Regions from separate parts of the Homo sapiens genome. Here region 1 is linked to region 2. Evidence: read pairs that join two places in POLR2A ChIA-PET (ENCODE). Cell type or tissue: MCF 10A. All regions are shown on one strand. Links, peaks and the distances in the headings refer to the core of each region. The heading gives the core; the rest is flanking DNA. Region 1 has its middle 70 kb from the start of STOX2. Region 2 has its middle 120 kb from the start of STOX2.

Region 1 (10,657 bases), core at 4,376-6,875, 50 kb before region 2:
GAACACAGAATTGTACAAATGGGTTAAGAATCATTATTTTAAATAATCCATCCACTCTCAAAAATTCAGCTTTTCAGACACATTGTCTATTTGTAACAATAAGGTATTAGAACGTTCCAATCTAAATACAAAAGACTTGATTCCAAAAGTTACATTATCAATTTTGTTTTCACAACAAAGCGGAGAAAAACTACATGCTTACATTTTTTGGCATCCCTTTTCCCCTAGTTCTTGCCCCCACAACCAACACACACACACACACGCGCACACACACACAGAGTCCATGAAAAACAAAGAAATCCTTGCACGCTGAGTGTTCACAGACCACAGGCCTTTGTGTTACTCGAAGGCAACATTTTACAAAAGGAAGAACAAACAAAACCCTTAGAGCGTTGGCCAAAACTCGCTACAGACTCAGTATCAACAATATTTGTAAATCCGAAAGTTTATCATTTCATAATTGATGTTTAAAAGTTAAATGGATTCTTTACTCATGCAATCTGCACAACATTAGGTGCCACATCACCATATGTAACTTATGGGAACCAAAACAACTCACATATATTTCAAATTCTTTCCATTATTAATTAATAGAAATTATCAGAATGTCCGAAAAAGAACATGAAATGCAAAGTCAAGAGGACACAGTTCGCGTTCTGGCCTCATTCACTCACTCTATTACTTTGCCCTGTAGACTTGCACACAGTCACAGTAACTTTCTCAACTGCAAAATTAGGGACTCGCATGGAGAAATCCCCTCAGGTTTCCTGTAGTACTAATGCTGGTTGTTCTAAAAGGAACAGCGGATGAGCCACAACTTTCCATTTCCCTCGTTCATGGTGCCCTCAAGTGGTTCAGAGTAAAAATAAACTTTTGTTGTGTGTGTGTTTTAATTCTTGCCTATATGCAGGAGAACGTTAAAGTCAGTGGCACCCAAACTTTTCGGATCAGTGTGATGGTTAATTTTATTGCCAACTTGGCTAGGTCACGGTACCCACATATTTGATCTGACACCTAGATGTCTAGATGTCTCTGTGACTCTTTCAGATGACATTAACACTTAGCCAGTAGACTGTGAATAAAGCAAATTACCTTCCATGATATGGGTGACCCTCGTCCAATCAAAGGCCTTAAGAGAAAAAGACTGACTTCCTCCAAGGAAGAGGGAACTCTGCTAGCCAACTGCCTTTGGATTGGATCTGCAGCACCCACTCTTCCCTGGGTCTCCAACCTGGCCTGCTCTCTGTGTGTGTGTGTGTGTGTGTGCATGTGTACCTGTGTGTGTGTGTGTGCGCGCGCGCGTGCACGTGTACCTGTGTGTGTGTACACACATCTTACTGCATCTTATTGGTTCTCTTTCTCTGGCTAGCACAATCAGTGATTCTCAAATGCTTACCAGAAACTGCTCATATATACCTCTCTCCAAAGTGAAGACTTCTGCAAGAAATGAGACTCACTGGTGATGAGTGTGTAACCACGTGGAGGAGGTGGAGGCAGAACAAAGGCTTGAGAGCCACTTGTATATAACTAAACAAGGCACACTCTCCTCAACAGTCAGTCTCCACCCATCCACAATGGGTGCCCCAAGTGGGGGCTGCAGAGAGAGGCCAAAACCCCTGGAATGGGAAGCACAGTTTTGAGCAAGAGCATTACTGTGCTGCTTTAAGGACATGGGGACTCACACACTGGCGAGGCTGTGGCAAAACTCTCACAAAGTAATCGGCCATTTGTGATAAGCAACTTGATTTGCTCATATCTTTGATGTAGTAGCTTCATTTTTATGTAAATAACAGATTTATCAACAAAGATTTATATAGATATGTTCATCTCGATGTAATTTATAATAAATCTCAAAACTATCTAAAAGTAATGAAATAATAAATCAAGACACACCCATAAAAGTATTGTTTATGGTCATTAAAAATATTTGAAATATTTTATGTATTTATTTATTTAACAAATTTCATTTATTTAAATATTTCAATATATGTATTGAATTATTTAAGTATTTCAATATATGTATTGAATTATTTAAGTATTTCAATATATGTATTGAATTATTTAAGTTTTTCAATATATGTATTGAATTATTTAAGTATTTCAATATATGTATTGAATTATTTAAATATTTCAATAAATTAAATAATAAAAATAATAAATACTAAAAATCTAGTCAATATATTTATTGAAATATTTAAAGAGAAAAAAGGAGATAAATTTAACATATTTTTACCGTAAAAATTATCACTAAATACAAAAGCGGTGATTTTCTGTTTTAATTTTAATTTTCTGTATTTTTCTAACTAATCCACAATGAATATGTGCTATCTCAGAACTCAAGGTAAAATTTTCCTAAAAAAGTGAGTGCCACTGGAACAGACACCCACATCTGCACACCCACGTCCACAGCAGCATCATAGCCAAAAAGTGGAAACAACTCAAGGCTCCATCCACAGATGAACAGATAAACAAAATTTGGTATACACACACGATGGAGTATTTATTATTCAGCCTTGAAAAGGAATGAAATTTTAATATGTGCTACAACATGCGTGGAGGCCAGGTGCGGTGGCTCACATGTGTAATCCCAGCACTTTGGGAGGCTGAGGCAGGGGGATCACTTGAGGCCAGGAGTTCGAGACCAGCCTGGCCAACATGGTGAAACCTCATCTCCACCAAAAATACAAAAATTAGCCAGGCGTGGTGGTGCACGTCTGTAATCCCAGCTACGTGGGAGGCTGAGGCAGGAAAATTACTTGAACCCGAGAGGCAGAAGTTGCAGTGAGTCAAGATTGTGCCACTGCACTTCAGCCTGAGTGACAGAGAGAGACTCTATCTCAAAGAAAAAAAAAAAAGCACGGACTCTGAAAATAGCATGCTGAGTGAGATAAGCCAGATACAGAAGGACAAATACTGTATGATTCCACTTATAGGAAGTACCTAGAATAGGAAACTCCATAAGGCAGCAAGTAGAATAAAGGGTGCCAGGGGATGGGAGTTCTTATTTAATAGGTATAGATATTGGTGATGGTTACATGACATTGTGAATGTATTTAATGTTACTGAATTGTACACTTATGAATGATTTAAATGATCTATATGAAGGGTTATGTATATTTTTCCACAATTAAAAATAAAGGGAATGGCCTGGGATGCTCTTCCCCACTCCCCGAGAAAGCTCCAAGGATTCCCCCATTTCTGCTCCCAGAAGTCTTTCCTCCTGCTACTAATCTTCACTCACCAGCATAGATGTCAGTCTATGTGTTTATCCCCACTCTTGTACAGTGCTACGTGTATGAGTCCTAAGAAGCAGGGATGTGCTCTAATTAATCCTGTATAAGCAGCACACAGTACAATACTGGCACACAGTAGGAACTCAAAACACCGTCTTCCTGGAATTATTATATAAAAGACAGAAAAGACAATCCATTCCAAGGTGTACCAAACCTGTATAGTCAAATTAGAAGCAAATATTCCAGATGAATCTTAGTGTCCCTAAGTGAAGTTTTGTAGTTCCACTGAGCCAACTAGGAGATTTCCAATATCAGAGTGTCTAATAGTATCCCTGCTTTTTCACCTTCATGAGGCTGTCACGAGAAGTCACTGACCCTGCCACGAAATGGGAGACGGTGACTGCGATGGACACTGCTGATGCTCACTAATACCAGGTCACCCCTTCCCAGGACATGGAAGACTGCACTTCCCAGATCCCTTCCCATTGTATGGGGCCATGTGATGGGGTCTGGATAATGGCTGAGGCATCAAAAAGCCCCTGAGTCCCCTCACATTGTTCACATTCATAGAAAGTAGAGTCGTGCCCTAAGATTGCAGCAGCCTGGAGCATAGACTTTGCAGAAGAAGAAATGAGGCTTAATGTGTTAAGCCACTGAGACGTTATTTCAGCATAAAACAGCCTATGCTGCTAACGTAGTGACACTCCTTATGTTTATTTTTAGTGGTCCTCAGACCACTGTTGCTGCTGAAACCCGCTACACCACAACCATACCCATTGACTTGCAGAAGAGGATCTGCGGTGCAACCTCAGAGGATAAAGCAATCTCCACAAGCCAGGAGAAGGAGAGTCCAAACAACAAATACCAAAGTCAATGACTCTCACAATGGGCAAAGGATTTGAACAGACATTTCTCCAAAGGCTATGATAAACAGCCAAAAAGCACATGAAAAGACGTTCAACATCATTAGTCACCAGGAGATCGCAAATCAAAACTGCAGTGGATACCACTTTCCACCCACTAGGATGGCTCAGATAAAAAAAAAAATGGCAGTAACAAGTGTTGGTGAGGATGGAGAGGAATCAGAACCCTTACACAATGCTGGTGAGATTGTAAAATGGTACAGCCATGTGAGAACAGCCTGGAAGTCCTTCAGAAGGTTAAACATGGAGTTACCATACGACCCAGCAATTCCACTCCTAGGTGTATACCCAAGAGAAATGAAAACATATGTCACACAAAGACTTGTAGGGAATGTTTGTAGCTGCATTACTCTTAATAGCCAAAAACTGGAAACAAGTCAACCCAGATCTTTCCCCTCACAGATCCCACAGGAGGTCTACAGGGAGGTGTGACTAGCTCTGCATCCCTGGAGTCACACAGTAGGCTGGTGGCAGAGCCAATTCTAGTGTTCTTTCTATTGTAATAATTTGCCTCCAGTAACAATGTGAGGAACAATAAGAGGAAGAGATTGAAAACAGACAGACATTAATTAATTAACATATTTAAAAACTATTACTGGACATTAATTAATTAATTAATTAAAAATCTATTGGTTTGGCCAGGCACGGTGGCTCACGCCTGTAATCCCAGCACTTTGGGAGGCCGAGGCAGGTGGATCACGAGGTCAGGAGATCAAGACCATCCTGGCTAACATGGTGAAACCCCGTCTCTACTAAAAATACAAAAAAATTAGCCGGGTGTGGTGGTGGGCGCCTGTAGTCCCAGCTACTCGGGAAGCTGAGGCAGGAGAATGGCATGAACCTTGAGGCGGAGCTTGCAGTGCACTGAGATTGCGCCACTGCACTCCAGCCTGGGCAACAGAGCCAGACTCCGTCTCAAAAAAAAAAAAAAATCTATTGGTTGCCAGACACTATGATGAAGTCTTAGGACATTATTATCTTATTATCTTCTTTGCCTATTCTCAGATGAAAAAGCTGAAGTTCAAAAAAAAAAAAAATAGGTAACTTGCCTGAGGGTCACGTAATTGTTAAGAAGAGGAGCTAGAATTCAATCTCACCTATGCTCTCCTTCAAGACACTATGTTTCCTCTCCACGACACTGTATTGCATCAAACTCTAAAGATCTTCTGCTCTGTGCATCCTTCCTATCCACCCCAGCCCCAACATCGGAAATTCTTGGCTCATCCACAGGTTCCCCAGAGCACCTGGCCCACATCTCACTGCTTCAGTAACCTTGGATCACAAAGATTACCTGTCTCTTCCACTGTAAACTTGAAGTTTCTTGAGGTAGGAATCTCAGTTCCTAGCACAGTACCTGACACAGAGTAAGTGCTAAATATTGCTTCTTGAATGAATAAATGGAATGAATGAATGCGTCACACTGAAATTCAAGGCAAGCAGCTAATGTTCAAGAGACTTTGTGTTCTCTTTGCCTAATATGACTATCATTGTAAGACCAAAAGAACATGGAATAGGCACGGATCTTCATGACTATTCTGAGCGACAACTGGGGAATATATAGAATGTAGAGCCAACAGCCTTCCTTCCCTTATATAAATGCACAGAACCTGCGTGTTCCATGCCACTGACTCACACGAGCCAAGACGGCAGCCTGGGAGCCATTCCAACTCCGCACCTCTCCCACCTCCACTCCACCTCCTGCTTGTGCAGACTGTAGGAATTGTGTTAACCTCTCACAACAAAGATTGCCAGGTTGCCAGCAGATCCGGGCTGCTCTGGCTGGGGAAAATAAGCCACAAACAAGGTAGTCACAGGTTGATCAACTGCCTAACAGGCTGCACGGTGCAAAACTTCAGAGATCCAAAACGGTCTGTGTGAAGCATGGGAATATTTAGAAACCCATTAATTCAAAACACATTGATTACTACAATATTTTGGGACCATGCCAGGCTGTGACAGAGAAACAAAAGGAAGATCAATGAATGCTTTACTGCTGATGGAATGCTCCTCTCCTGGGAAGCAAGTAACACTGCTGTAGCCATTCTATAGATGGAGAAGCTGAGGCTTGAAGAGATCCAATGGCTTGCCAGAAGAGGCTGGCTCTAAGGAGGAGAAATACACTCATGCCTGGATTTTGTGACAACACCTTCTCACATTCTTTTTTTTTTTTTTTTTTTTGAGACGGAGTCTCACTCTGTCGCCCAGGCTGGAGTGCAGTGGCGGGATCTCGGCTCACTGCAAGCTCCGCCTCCCGGGTTCACGCCATTCTCCTGCCTCAGCCTCCCAAGTAGCTGGGACTACAGGCGCCTGCCACCACGCCCGGCTAATTTTTGTATTTTTAGTAGAGACGGGGTTTCACCGTTTTTAGCCGGGATGGTCTCGATCTCCTGACCTCGTGATCCGCCCGCCTCGGCCTCCCAAAGTGCTGGGATTACAGGCGTGAGCCACCGCGCCCGGCCCTTCTCACATTCTTTCTACCTGCTTTGGTGAAACTCTGGTATGCTTGGAATGAAAAAAAAAAAAAACTCCTGCAGAAATATAAAAGCCTGTATCATTTTCATCAGCCCCGATCCCGCCTTGCCAACGCTATTTCTCTGTTGCGACCACTTGAAACCATTTCTTCTGACATACCACTGTTTGCATTTGGATTTTTTCAGAATGTCTCCTCTCTAACCTGAAGGTCTTAAAGGGTGGGATATAGAGAAGAGATTAAGGAATGTTTGATCTTTTATGTGGGGAAATATCCAGGCTATGAACTTACCTGGGGAAATAACTTTTTAAGAGTAATTCAAAAACCCCCACCAGTTTCATCATTACCAAGCAGAGTTAGACATTCTTTGATGATGCCAGACCTAAGCGTTCTGCTAAGTAACCACGAAGGGAATCCTGACAGGTCACACCATAATCATGGGGCAGGTTGCAAAGCACAAACGCTCCTACAAAATCAGGAAGAGTCTGGACTTGACTTCTTGCAAGCGGTTATTAGGCAATAAAAAAAGAACTGTCACTGAATTTAGAAAGACGATTAAGAACTGAGTGTATCAATGTTCAAACTCACTGAACCATGTCCATTTCACAGGGGAAATTTCAGGTAGACCATCGCCATGGATAATCCATATTTGGTAACAAATTAGCAAAATATTCTTAATAGCTGACTAATACTCCTATTGGAGATTGAAAAACATCAGCATGCTGTAACAGGTTTTGACGGAATCTGTAGTGTTTGGTCTGCAGAGGTGAAGTTAAAAGGAGACATCACTGTTCCTTAAATATACATGAAGGGATTGTGTATAAAGTTTACCTCATCTTTTTAATTGAGCCGAGAGTCAGAGGAAGAGCCTAACGACAGTAAGGGTAAGAGCCAGTTATAGGCTGGGTGTGGTGGCTCACGCCTCTAATCCCAGCACTTTGGGAGGCCAAGGCAGGCGGATCACTTGAGGTCAGGAGTTCAAGACCAGCCTGGCCAACATGGTAAAACCTGTCTCTACTAAAAATACAAAAATTAGCCGGGCATGGTGGCAGGCACCTGTAATCCCAGTTACTTGGGAGGCTGAGGCAGGAGAATCGCTTGAACCCAGGAGGCAGAGATTGCAGTGAGCCGAGATCATGCCACTGCATTCCAGCCTGGGTGACAGAGCAAGACTCCGTCTCAAAAAAAAAAAAAAAAAAAAAAGAGTCGGTTATAGGCTACTAAGAAGCTGCAGAATCTAGCTTTCTAGAGTTTTAAAAAACTGGATGAAGTATTACATTCCTTAGATAATTTCAAGAGTCTTCTCTAACAGAGATAAGCATACAACTAGGAGCCAAAATGGGGTTAGTAATATTTAGAGTCCCTGCTTTCAGAAACAAATAGAAATGAATGAGCTCCAGGGCCAGGTGTGGTGGCTCCTGCCTATAATCCCAGCACTTTGGAAGGCCATGGTGGGCGGACCACCTGAGATCAGGAGTTCGAGACCAGCCTGGCCAACATGGTGAAACCCTGTCTCTACCAAAAATACAAAAATTAGCCGGGCATGGTGACGGGCACTTGTAATCCCAGCTACTCAGGAGGCTGAGGCAGGAGAATCACTTGAACCTAGCAGGCAGAGGTTGCAGTGAGCCAAGATCACTCCATTGCACTCCAGCCTAGGCAACAAGAGTGAAACTCTGTCTCAAAAAAAAAAAAAAAAAGAAGAAGAAGAAGAAATGAATGAACTGCAGAATTCACCAGAAGAAGCTTCAGGGAGGGGCCGAGAAGGGGACTAAAGCCTGGAAACAGGAAAAATTGGGCAGAGCTGTCCCAGGAGAGAAAAGAGGAAGTACAAAGCCTCGGAAATGAGACCAGGGCGTGTTTACAGCCACCTAGACAGAAACTAAGGCAGATAAGCTTAACAAAATTTATTTATCTATGTATTTACTTTTAGTGTTTTTTGTCTATATCCGTGGGGTACAAGTGCATTTTGCTACCTGATCTATTGCTTCGTGGTGGTCAGGGCCCTCAGCGCATCCATCACTGACTAAATTTATTTTTAAGAATTATACAGCACAGCAGATTTTTTATAAACTAGAAGTTGATTAATTGTTTACTGTACCACAAAATTCTAATACCTAGCAAAATATTTCTAGACCATTCTTTTCGCAATTATTTAAGTCTGATATTCACCAAAAAAAAAAAAAATGTACATAGTTCTAAACTTTCCATCAGGGTTTTCTAATGTTCATGAACTAATGTTCATGGTCCCCACAATTATTTGTGTTTTCTGGTACTGCCTAACCATCTGTTTCCTGATTGGAGCTGCAATTTGGCAACGTTTATAACGTAAGATTCCAAGTTCAAGGCAAACTTGGGGGCGGAAATGAAGAAAGGCAAAAGAGCCAAGCTTCTTTCCTGCCACAATTTTCCTTACATGTGTGCAATTTCTGTGGGTGTGTTCTGTACAGGACAACCTTTTTAACCTACTGTATCCTGCCTTTCAAATCGTCTTCTCTCCTGTAGACCTTTAGCAATAAACAACTCTCACTGAAATCTTCCATCCCCCCACCATCCCCCCTCACGCCTCCACACCCACCAGGAAGGAGAAAAGCCAACACCCTCCAAGCCAGCTGCTCAGGCCCGGAGTTCGGTCCCATGTAGTGCTTGGCCATCTCCGCCGAGGACTAACCCAGAATCCCAGGATTCTTCTACCACCAGCCTAGGAAGGATCTAAACACCAAAGCCTGCAACTTTGAAACTGAAAACTGTTCAATCATATACAGCTAGCCAAAAAAAAAAAAAAAATTCTAAAAATGCAGACCTGCCTGTTACAACCTCTGAAAACGTTTTGCACAGCATTCTTCCCCAGTCTTCCCCTATTGGTGTGGATCAGGTGACCCTGAAACCGGAACAAGTGTCCTATTGTTGGAGGAGGGCCCTTAATGACTACTTTTCAGCTGACAGTGAAGTTCATGACTAATTTCTTTTCAATGAGCCATTGGCCTATGATGAAAGGTATGTTTTCATCCCAGCTAATTTCAACCAACAGATATACCCTATATCACCCTCAGATATACCCTCAGCTAACTGCCACACAAGGAGTGACTACTAGCCAGGCCAGACCAGCCCTGGGCACATCAAAAGGGCAGGGTCAAAGGTAAAGCCAGCCTGGGGTCATGGCTAAGGTCAAAGGATAAGAACCCTCATGACCATCTCTCCCAGCCCTGGCACAGAGGACTTCACTGGACTCCCTCCTTCCCACAGAAGGACACAGCTGTAGTTGCATTTTATCACCCAGTGGAATTCAGAAAACAAGATAACACCCATAGTAGCAAACTCTCAGTGCACCTAGAATGTAATTCAGTCGACTGAGAGTGTAAAAACCCCATGTGCTTGCACTTGGCCAATGAGGGGGAATTCTTTTAATTATAGTTAGAACAGTATGTTACTCCTAGCCCAATTTTCTACTGTGTGCAAGGAAAGCAGGTTAGCAGAAAAGCAAGTAACAACGCACCAGGTGACCCTAGATACCTTGTTGGGGGGGATGTGAAATTAGTTCTGCTCAGACACTGGAAATAGCCCTACCTCCCTGAGACACTGTGCTCAGGGCCACATAAAAATCCATTGACAGCCCAGAAATAGTCACAATCAGCATAACTTCAGCAACAATGCAGTAAAGATCTAAAGGATTCGCCGATTCTACCCCATCACTCATACCTGCAAGAAGAGGGAGCAGGCCCAGTAATGGCCATCTTCAGCATTCCATGAGGAAATGTCTCTGAAACACCCAGCACACACAGCAGATGCTCAGTAAGTGTTCACTTTTCTTCGTGTCTCTTTGGGAGTGTAAGTTCCTTGGCCAGGAGAGGAGAATTACTCTGTTTCATTTCCAACACATAACAGAAAATCTAATTATAAAGTTCATTACAATCAGGATCCATTAGGTGCATCTGGTTGCAAGTAACAGAAACCGCAAGTCGAGCTGGCTTAAAATTACAGGGAACGTATTGACTCACTATCTGTGAACTCCTGAGGTGGGGCTGGAATTG
Region 2 (10,657 bases), core at 2,754-5,253:
CCCCCTTCCACTGTTTTTTAAAGAGTTCGTGATGGTCTAGTTATTGTAGCCACACACGTGCGAATCACTTACTTTGAGGATATTGGCTATCTCTTGTGGTTGAGAATGAATATGATATTGAAAACACTGCCAAGGCACATCCCATACATCACTTCTTCCCACAGCCTACCAGAGACACTTACCTTAGTGAAGATCCTGTACTGATCTACCCTACGGGGAAGACTTTTTGACTGCCTGAGACACTTTCTCAAAGTGGCTCAAAATGCTCCTAGAAGCTTCTCTATCTATTCTGATTCCTCACTAAATTTTCCCAAAAGGATTCATCTTTTCTGGTAGGAAGTTTAATAGTACCACTATCAGTGAAAGCGCCTATGGCCTAACATTGAACTGCAACTGGCTTTTGAGATGCTTCTGAATAATGCCTCTGTTGACAATTCCCCCAGCCATGACCCCTCTCTACTTACACAGCACTGGCCCTGGCATTTCAACTACAATGGCAGAAGCTCATCCCACTTCAAAACCAAATTTCAAAGAGCAGTGTGCAAAACATATATCTCTTTGTCTTCAGTTTCTATTAGAGGTTTGCTTATGTTCCATTCCTGTACCTGCGACAGCAGCAATTAAGAGTGGAGACCAATCTAGCATAATACTTTCCCCATTAGAACATTTGACTCTTTACCTGCTTGTTAGTGTAAACCCAACCCAAATTTCATGCTAAATTCATTTTTATTTGAACAAAAATTCCACCAGCCAAACCAAATTATGAAATGTTGACAGTATTGGATATCCATATCATGAGCGTGCACGTCTCAGGCTTTAACACTGAGTGATTCGAAGCTACTAAATATTGCTCCCATTCGTCAACAATCATATCAGACAACTCTTGTATTCTAGGCAGTGAGCTGACTGCTGGACAAAGAGAAATAGATGTGACATGGCCCTTGTTTGGAGGGAGCTTGTAGTTTGTAAAAAGAAACAGACAAGTCATCCCCCCAAAATGAAGTTACACTAATTGGTGGAATGGTAGAAACATGTACATGCTGCAGAGCAGCAGAAAGGAGAGAGGGGCGTCAATGGAAGGAGTGGCTCATTGTAAAAGGGAATTGGGAATGAGAGGACAGCTTGCAGTGGGTGATATTGGGCTAACACTTGGGAGATGAGTACTTGTGGTATGGTATTGATGCATTATGTATAGCTCTTTCCAATCTAAAGATCTTGATCCACTGCTGAGTCTCTATCATTGGGAAGTATGTCATAAGAAAATGGTTATTAACACTAGAGTGTCAGTTTGGGATGGATTTCTTTTTATTTATTTTAAAGGTAGAGTAGAGTCAAAGTTTCTCCAGTAATAATTTTACTCTCATTCTTTTGCATATTGCTAGGCTTTATTAAGTAAGAACAGAAGGGGTGGACTTTTACAACTACCCTGCCAGGATTTGTGTGTTTCACCGTACCCTCATGAGCCTGTGTCTTTCACGTCTGTGTCTTTCACATAAATGACATCCTCCATGAGGGCTGTGGTGAGAAAAAAACAACATGACAAACTGCTGCTACAACACACACTATACTGTCATTATTTTCATAAGTATTTAGATGGACATAGATACACCTTCTTGCTACTTCATGTGAAATAACAATAGCTGATATTAGTAACAAAGGTACATGGTAAAATAAACATAATTTTTAGACATGTTTGTCTGCTTACTGGAATAGCAGCGGTTCGTTATCTGTTGATTTTTTTTAATGTAATTGCCAAGTTCTACCCTTGATTTTGTCTCCCTCAAAAAAGGAAGTGAATACTCAGTGTCTGAGGTCTCCAGCAGTGGAAATTATAACCTGCCAGGAACCCGCCATCTTGCCCGAAATACATATTCGCGAGTGAACAGGCTCTCCCTCCTCTGAGATCTCTGTAGATGGCAGGTTTCCAAAAGGAAAAGAGGAAAAAAAAAAAAAAAAGGACCAGAGCTAAAAATAGGCAGTTTTAGGAAAATGCTATGGCTAATCAGATAACTGCTATCTGAAACATGCAGGTATCAAAACATTTAAAAAGGCAGAAACACAGTCACTCATAAGAGAAAGAATAATGACTTAATACAAGTTCTGTGTTTTTGTTTTTTTTTTTTGAGACAGAGTCTCGCTCTGTTGCCCAAGCCGGAATGCAGTGGCACAATCTCGGCTGACTGTAACCTCCACCTCCCAAGTTCAAGCAATTCTCCTGTCCCTGCTTCCTGAGTAGCTGGAATTATAGGCGTGTGCCACCACACCTGACTAATTTTTGTACTTTTAGTAAAGACAGGATTTTACCATGTTAGCCAGGCTGGTCTTGAACTCCGGACCTCAAGTGATCTGCCCGCCTTGGCCCCCCAAAGTGCGGGGATGACAGGCTTGAGCCACTGCGGCTGGCCTACATGTTCTAGTTATTAAAAAGTAGAACTTCAGGGCCGGGTGCAGTGGCTCACGCCTGTCATCCCAACACTTTGGGAGGCCGAGGCAGGCGGATCACGAGGTCAGGAGATCGAGACCATCCTGGCTAATACGGTGAAACCCTGTCTCTACTAAAAATACAAAAAAATTAGCCGAGCGTGGTGGTGGGCACCTGTAGTCCCAGCTACTCAGGAGGCTGGGGCCGGAGAATGGCGTGAACTCAGGAGGTGAAGCTTGCAGTGAGCCGAGATTGCGCCACTGCACTCCAGCCTGGGTGACAGAGTGAGACTCCGTCTCAAAAAAAAAGTAGAACTTCAAAATCATCTATACTGGGCATTCAGTTATAAATGTAATTAGATTCATATGCTGTTTTACACTTAATGATTTTAGATGTGACTGACCATAGAGTTTAGAAAAATATTATATGTAATTGATTTTTCCTGATGATCCAAGATGAAGTTATTAGACATTTATCTAGAAGACTAGATCCTGTGTATTCCAGATGGAAAAATACAGATGTCTACTTTTTCAAAATATATTTGAAGTAGTTTTATTTGTAATTTGTTCACTTTTTTATATTATTGATGGAGATTGTCTTGTTAATTAAGACTTGTCTACCATCTGTAACAGTTATTGCAAATCTTGGTGTCTTCTCAGCTCATCGCTTTTTTTTTTTTTTTTTTTTTGAGACAGAGTCTTGCTCAGTCACCCAGGCTGGAGTGCAGTGCCAGAATCTCAGTTCACTGCAAACTCCGCCTCTTGGGTTCAAGTGATTCTCCTGCCTCAGCCTCTCGAGTAGCTGGGATTATAGGCACACTACCTCACACCTGGCTAATTTTTGTATTTTTAGTAGAGACGGGGTTTCACCATGTTGGCCAGGCTAGTCTCGAACTCCTGACCTCAAGTCATCTGCCCACTTCAGCTTCCCAAAGTGCTGGGATTACAGGTGTGAGCCACTGCACCCAGCCTCATCATTTTTAATTTATCCTATTTATCCTGTTTAAATATTTTGAAAGGTATAAATATAATTGGAAAAGGAATTGGATAAGCACTCCATGTCTAAAATTGTACTTCACATCGGAATAAAATATATACATAGTTTAAAAAAAAAACACTATGTTTTAACAGAAAACATACTCATTACCAAGAAAAAAGTGGAAATGGAAGGCGTTCATTTCTGACAGTAAAGCACACTATATACTCTAAAAATTTCTCATTACACCCACATAAAAATGATATATATCAGAAATAACACCTCTAGCACTCACTGGCCTTATGTTTCTGGGTAGGGTAGAGTTGCTTATGTAAGACCAGTGATTCTTCCAGGAACAACTAGAAAAGCTAGATTAAACATAAGCATGATCTGCTTACAGACATCACATAGTTTCTAAAGCAACAAGGAAAAAGGGTAATAAACTTTCAGAGAGAAGAGCCATGAAGTAATGATCCAACCTTCTGCAGCCACTTTTCCCAAAGGAAATTGCTTAATCCTAAGTATGAGCAAGAGGCTGAAAGCCCAGGCTTTGCCTGAGTAAAGCGCTGCTTCTGATGGGCGGAGAAACCAGTAGACTTTTTGGCACTTTTATGCAGCTGGAGTGACACAATTGAAGGGCCTCAAACATGGACTGTTTTCTCTTCAAGACAGCTGGAAAGGATACGGAAATAAATAACTCAGCTGAAAACTAGAGCCAAGCTTTTGGCAGCCTCAGAGTAATGATAAGACAAAGATTAGAGTTCATGACCTGCCAGGGACAGGAACCCCAGTGTACACATCAGGTCCTCAGTTGAAAGCCCAGAACTCATTAGCGTAAGAAGAGAGGTGAACCAAAGAGAGCTATGCCAAGACTGCAACCCAGAGTAGCGTCTGCTCAGTCCCTTACTGAGCAAAAGCAAAAGCTCAGTACCCCCCCGACTCTAGCTGCTTAGCAAGGGGAGGGGTAACGTTTCCCTGGAGGAAAGTAGCATCAACTGGGCCTCTCCAGTTTTGTTTTGTTTTGTTTTGTTTTGTTTGAGACAGAGTCTCACTCTGTCACCCAGGCTGGAGTGCAGTGGCGCGATCTCGGCTCACCGCAACCTCTGCCTCCCGGGTTCAAGCGATTCTCCTGCCTCAGCCTCCTGAGTAGCTGGGATTACAGGCACCCGCCACCGCACCCAGCTAAATTTTGTATTTTTAGTAAAGACGAGGTTTAGTAAAGACGAGGTTTCACCATGTTGGCCAGGCTGGTCTCAAACTCTTGACCTCTGGTGATCCACCAGCCTCGGCCTCCGAAAGTGCTGGGATTGCAGGCATGAGTCACCGTGCCCAGCCCTCTCCAATATTTTATAGACAATGTCCAGAATTCAGTTAAAAATTACAAGGCCTACCAGGGAAAAGGACTATATGGAGTCTGTTGAGTCCCTGAGGGAATGAAATATATACCAGACGCAGACTCAGAGCAGAGACTCTAAAATAACTAACATATGTTCAAGAAAAATAGAGGAAAACAAACAGTAGAGATTATTACCAGAAAAACCAAAACCTAAAGAGGAAAATTAAATGAAACTGTAAAATGGAAAGTACAATGTCTGTAATTAGGACTCAGCAGGTGGGTTCAAGACTAGACAATGCACAGTATAAGAAAGGGCTGGTGAACTGACACACAGGTCAGTAGGAAATATTCAGATTTTAAAACACAAAGGAAAACAACAATGAAAAAAAAGCACAGAAACCCCTGGTATATATTGGAACTGTGTAATACACAGGAATAATTAAAGCTCTTTGAGAATGGGGCAGAATAAATATTTGAAGAGATAACCAAATAACCAAGCAGAATTTTCCAAAACTGATATGTAACATTATCTCACAGATGTAAGAAGCTCTGCACACAAAAAAATCACACATACACACATCAAGATAAAGCTGTTGAAAACCAAAAATGAAAAGAAGATCTTAAAGTAGTTGGGTGGGGATAGAGCGTGGGGGGAAACATTACCTTCAAAGGCGTAACAGTAAGACATTTTGTCTGCTTTTTGGTAGAAATGATGGAGCTAGAAGACAATGGAATATCTTTTTAAAAGCTAGAACTCACAGCCAGTGACAATAATCTCCTAAAATGAAGGTGAACTCAAAGTGCTTTCAGAAGATCAAAATCACAGCACTAATTTAATAATTCTAGGTCTAGTGTGGCAAGCTGAATAATGGCCCTCCACAAATGTCCATGCCCTAATCTCTGGAACCTGTGAATATGGTCTATTACATGGGAAAAAAAGGACCTTTTTTATTTTATTTTATTTTATTTTTTAAGATGGACTCTCACTTTGTCACCCAGTCTGGAGTGCAGTGGCTCGATCTCAGCTCACGGCAACCTCCACCTTCCGGGTTCAAGCGATTCTCTTGCCTCAGCCTCCCAAGTAGCTGGGATTACAGGCGCCTGCCACAACGCCCAGCTAATTTTTGTGCTTTTAGTAGATACAGGGTTTCATCATGTTGGCCAGGCTGGTCTGAAACTCCTGACCTCAAGTGATCCACCTGCCTCAATCTCCCATGGTGCTGGGATTACAGGTGTGAGCCACTGTGCCCGGGAAAAAGGGGCTTTGAAGATGTAATTAATGTTACTAATCAATTGACCTTAAAATAGGGAGATTATCCTGAATTATCTGGGCGGACCCGATATAACCACATGAGTCTTCACAAGCAGAGTCTTCTTCTAGCTGAAGGCAGAAGAGAGATGTGGCAGGAGGGGAAGCTGGACAGATTTCAAGGGTGACAAGGATCTAATGCATTTTTTGCTGACTCCAAAACATAAAAGTCCTTCTGCAAGAATCAGAGGAAGGCCTCTAGGAGCATAAGGATAGTCCCAGCTGACAAGTATTTAAAGAAATAAAGCTGTCTGGGCACAGTGACTCATGCCTGTAATCCCAGCACTTCGAGAGGCTGAGGTTGGGCAGATCACCTGAGGTCAGGGGTTCGAGACCAGTCTGGCCAACATGGTGAAACCCCATCTCTACTAAAAATACAAAAATTAGCCGGGCTTGGTGGCGGGCGCCTGCAATCCCAACTACTCAGGGGGCTGAGGCAGGAGAATCGCTTGATCCCGGGAGGTGGAGGTTGCAGTGAGCCAAGATCACGCCATTGCACTCCAGCCTTGGCAACAGAGCAAGACTCCATCTCAAAAACAAAAACAAAAACAAACAACAACAACAAAAAACAGAAAAGAAATAAAACTGTCATCCTGTGACTGAGGGTTAGGGTGCCTAACATGTGCACAGGAGGCTCCTAACACAATGAGACAGAGCTGGGAGTTGGAAGAGAAGGAGAAAGGCCCAGGCAGGCTGGAAGCATGGGGCTGCCTCTGAATATTCTAAGGCAGAACTCCAAGGAATCAAAAAATTGTAAATTAGAATCTGCATTTACAGAAGATCATAGCAGTATATTTGTTAAAATAAAAAGATAGACTACAGGGATGAAGACAGTGTGGTACCAGACGCATCGATCAATGGTTTAAAAAAAAAAAAACTGAGAGCCCAGAAATAGGTGCTTCCACTTATGGTCAACTGATTTGCAATAAAGGTGCCAACAAAATGTAAGGAGAAAGAAGGTATTTTTAACAAATAGTACTGGGAAAATTGGATATTTATAAGCAAAAGCACCTTACACCATACACAAAAGTTAACTCAAAATTTATCACAGACCTAAATGTGAGAGCTGAAACTAAAAATCATAGAAGAAGGAATAGGAGTAAATCTTCATGCTCTTGGGTTAGGCAATGATTTCTTAGATATAATACCAGAAACACATGCAAGAGGAGAAAAATGGTAACTTAGACTTAATCAAAATTAAAAGCTTTTGTATGTCAAAAGACACCATCAAGAAAGTAAAAATACACTCAAATATTGGGAGAAGATATTTGCAAATCATGTATGTGATTTAAAAAACTTGCATCCAGATTATATCAAGAACTCTTAAAACTCAATGGTTAAAAGATAAGTAGCTCCATTATGGCTTGGCACAGTGGCTCACACCTGTAATCTCAGCAATTTGGGAGGCTGAGGCAAGCAGATCGCTTGAGCTCAGGAGTTAAATATCAGCCTGGGCAACATACTGAAACCCCGTCTCTACTAAAAATGCAAAAATCAGCCGGTCGTGGTGGTGTGTGCACCTGTAGTCCCAGCTACTCGGGAGGCTGAGGCACAAGAATCTCTTGAACATGGGAGGCAGAGGTTCCAGCGAGCCAAGATCGCACCACTGCACTCCAGCCTGGGTGACAGAGTGAGACTCCCTCTCAAAAAAAAAAAAAAAAAAAAAAAAATGTAGCTCAATTAGAAAATTGGCATAAGCCAAAACAGACATTTCATTGAAGAGGAGACACAGATACCAAACAAGCACATGAAAAGAAGTTCAATATCATAGCCATCAAGGAAATGCAAATTCAAATCACAAAAAGCTATTGTATCATTATACGTCTATGCAAATGACTAATAAAAAATAGTGACAGCATCAAATGCTGGCAAGGGTGCAGAGAAATCGATCACTCATACATTGCTGGAGGAAACTTAAAATGGTAAAGCCACTCTGAGAAAGTTTGACAATTTCTTATGAAACTAAACATGCAATTACTATATGACTGAACAGTTGCACTCTTGGGCATTTATCTCAGAGAAATAAAACTTCTGTTCACACAAAAACCTGCATATGACTGTTCATAGAAGCTTCATGCACAATTGTCAAAACCTGGAAACAGTTCAGATGTCCTTCCAACTCAGATACCCTTCAGTGGGTGAATGGTTAAATAAACTGTAGAACATTCTACCATGAAATACTCAGCAATCAAAAGATATGGAGTATTGATACATGAACATCTTGGATGAATTTCCAGGGAATTATGCTAACAGAAAAAAAACCAATCTCAGATTACATACTTCATGATTCCATTTATATGACATTCTCGAAATGACAAAATTATAGAAATGGAAAGCAGACTTGTGGTTGCCTAAGGTTAGGAGCAGTGGAGTGGGAGGAGGTGTAATGGAGTGGAGCCAAGTGGGGCAGGTAGATGGTATGGTTATAAAAGTCAACAGGAGGGACCCTTATGGAGACAAACCTGTTCTGCATCTTGTGGTAACAGATACACATACCTTTATCAGTGATAAAAAATGCACAGAACTCAGCCGGGCATAGTAGCTAGCGCCTGTAATCCCAGCACTCTGGGAGGCCAATGCGGGGCAGACCACCTGAGGTCAGGAGTTCAACACCAGCCTGGCCAACCATGGCCAACACGGTGAAACCCCGTCTCTACTAAAAATACGAAAATTAGCCGGGCACGGTGGTGTCTCTACTCAGGAGGCTGAGGCAGGAGAATCCCTTGAACCCGGGAGGCGGAGGTTGCAGTGAGCCGAGATGACGCCACTGCACTGTAACCTGGGTGACAGAGGGAGACTCTGTCTCAAAAAAAAAAATGCACAGAACTAAATACACATATGTGCACACACACACAAAAGAGTACAAGTGAAACAGGAGAATCAAGAGTAAGCCTGGTAGATTGTTTCATTGTTAGTATCTTGGCTGTGATATGATATAGTATGTCATCATTGGAAGAAATTGGGCAAGGGATCTCTCTGAATTATTTCTTACACCTGCATGGGTTTACAATTACCTCAATAAAATTTTTAATTTAAAAAAATGCAAAAGATTTAAGTAAACATTTTCCCCAAGATATACACGTGGCCAAAATGCGCATGAAAAGATGCTCACCATCATTCGTCACTAAGGAAACGCATACTGACAAAATCACAATGAGATACCATTTTTTACCTAGTAGAACAGTTACAATTTTTTAAAAAGGCAAACGATAATAAGTGTTGGCAAGGATGTGGAGAAACGGAAACCCTCCGACATTGTTTGTGGAAATGGAGGATGGTACAGCCACTCTGGAACAGTTTAGTAGTTTCTCAAAAGGTGAAACACAGACTTCATATGTGATCCAGCAATTCCGCTTGTATCAATAGCTATCTACCCAAAAGAAAGGAAATGAAATGAAAACATATGTCCATGCAAAGACTCGTAAACAATGTTTGGCAGGGTGTGGTGGCTCACTCCTGCAATCCCAGCATTTTGGGAGGCCGAGGCGGGCAGATCACCTGAGTTAGAGACCAGCCTGGCCAACATGGTGAAACCCTGTCTCTACTAAAAAAATAAAAAAAATTAGCCAAGTCTAGTGGCACATGCCTGTAATCCCATCTACTTGGGAGGCTGAGGTAGGAGAATCATTTGAACCCAGGAGGCGGAGGTTGCAGTGAGCGGAGATTGGGCCACTGTACTCCAGCCTGGGGGACAGAGTGAGACTCTGTTTCAAAGAAAAAAAAAAAAAAAAAGCTCTATTCACAGTAGCCAAAAAGTGGAAACAATCTATGTGTCCATGAACTGATAAATGGAAAACAAGATGTTTATGCACACAATGGAATACTATTTGACAATCAAGAAGAATGAAGGGCTAAAACACACTAAAAACTGGAAGAACCTAATGCTCAGTGAAGCAAGCCAGACACAAGTGACCACAGATTTTATCATCCTATTTATATGAAATGTCCAGAAAAGGCAAATCTGTAGAAACAGAGAACAGGTGAGTGGTTGCCTACAGCTGGGGGTGAAAATTGGGAATGACTGCTAATGAGCAAGAGGTTTCTTTGTAGGGTCATGGAAATGTTCTGAAATTAGATCATGGTAATAATTGTACAACTCTGTAAATATGCTAAAATTCTTTGAAGTGTATACTTAAAAGAGATGTATGTTATGCTCTGTAGATTATACCTCAATAAAACTGATAAAAAACAAAATTAAGATAAAGTATGTTTGCAGAACATATTGTAACGGTTGGTTTGCACTAAAACTGTTGAGTGTCTGGACATGTGGCAGGTAGTTCTCCATTTGTGCTGGAGACAGCCTGTCTGCCGTTGTCACTAATAGGACCACAGAGAGAGAACTGAGGAACTAAGCCCCGAGAAGGGGCTGGCTGGCTTGAGGGCCATGTCAAGGAGAGTGGGCAAAATGCACAGAAGTTTAGAAAAGCTCTAGTTATATTGCTTTAGGTTGCAGCAATTGCAAGATGTTCAGGATTATCTTTTATTCAAATCTGCTAGTCACTACGCAGCTGAAAGTATAGACTCTAGGCCAGGTACAGTGGCTCATGCCTGTAATCTCGGCAGTTTGGGAGGCTGAGGCCGGTGGATCACCTGAGGTCAGGAGTTCAAGACAAGC

What was found. Peaks named below come from ENCODE experiments on the same cell type or tissue, not always from the same donor. Only the 100,000 strongest peaks of a DNase experiment are listed, where the experiment ranks them.
Region 1: POLR2A ChIA-PET joins it to region 2 with 5 read pairs; 2 of 35 experiments call an interaction of 5 or more read pairs at or near these places.

Annotation. Positions count from the first base shown.
Region 1 is chr4:183,829,659-183,840,315 of GRCh38, reverse strand. It overlaps a transcript of STOX2 not described here. Among named protein-coding and RNA genes, the nearest start is that of STOX2, 70 kb to the left of the region's middle. In MCF 10A, for the core only: no CTCF peak of the experiment used is centred there; a DNase peak (open chromatin) is centred at 5,855.
Region 2 is chr4:183,777,692-183,788,348 of GRCh38, reverse strand. No RefSeq gene overlaps it. Among named protein-coding and RNA genes, the nearest start is that of STOX2, 120 kb to the left of the region's middle. In MCF 10A, for the core only: no CTCF peak of the experiment used is centred there; a DNase peak (open chromatin) is centred at 3,938.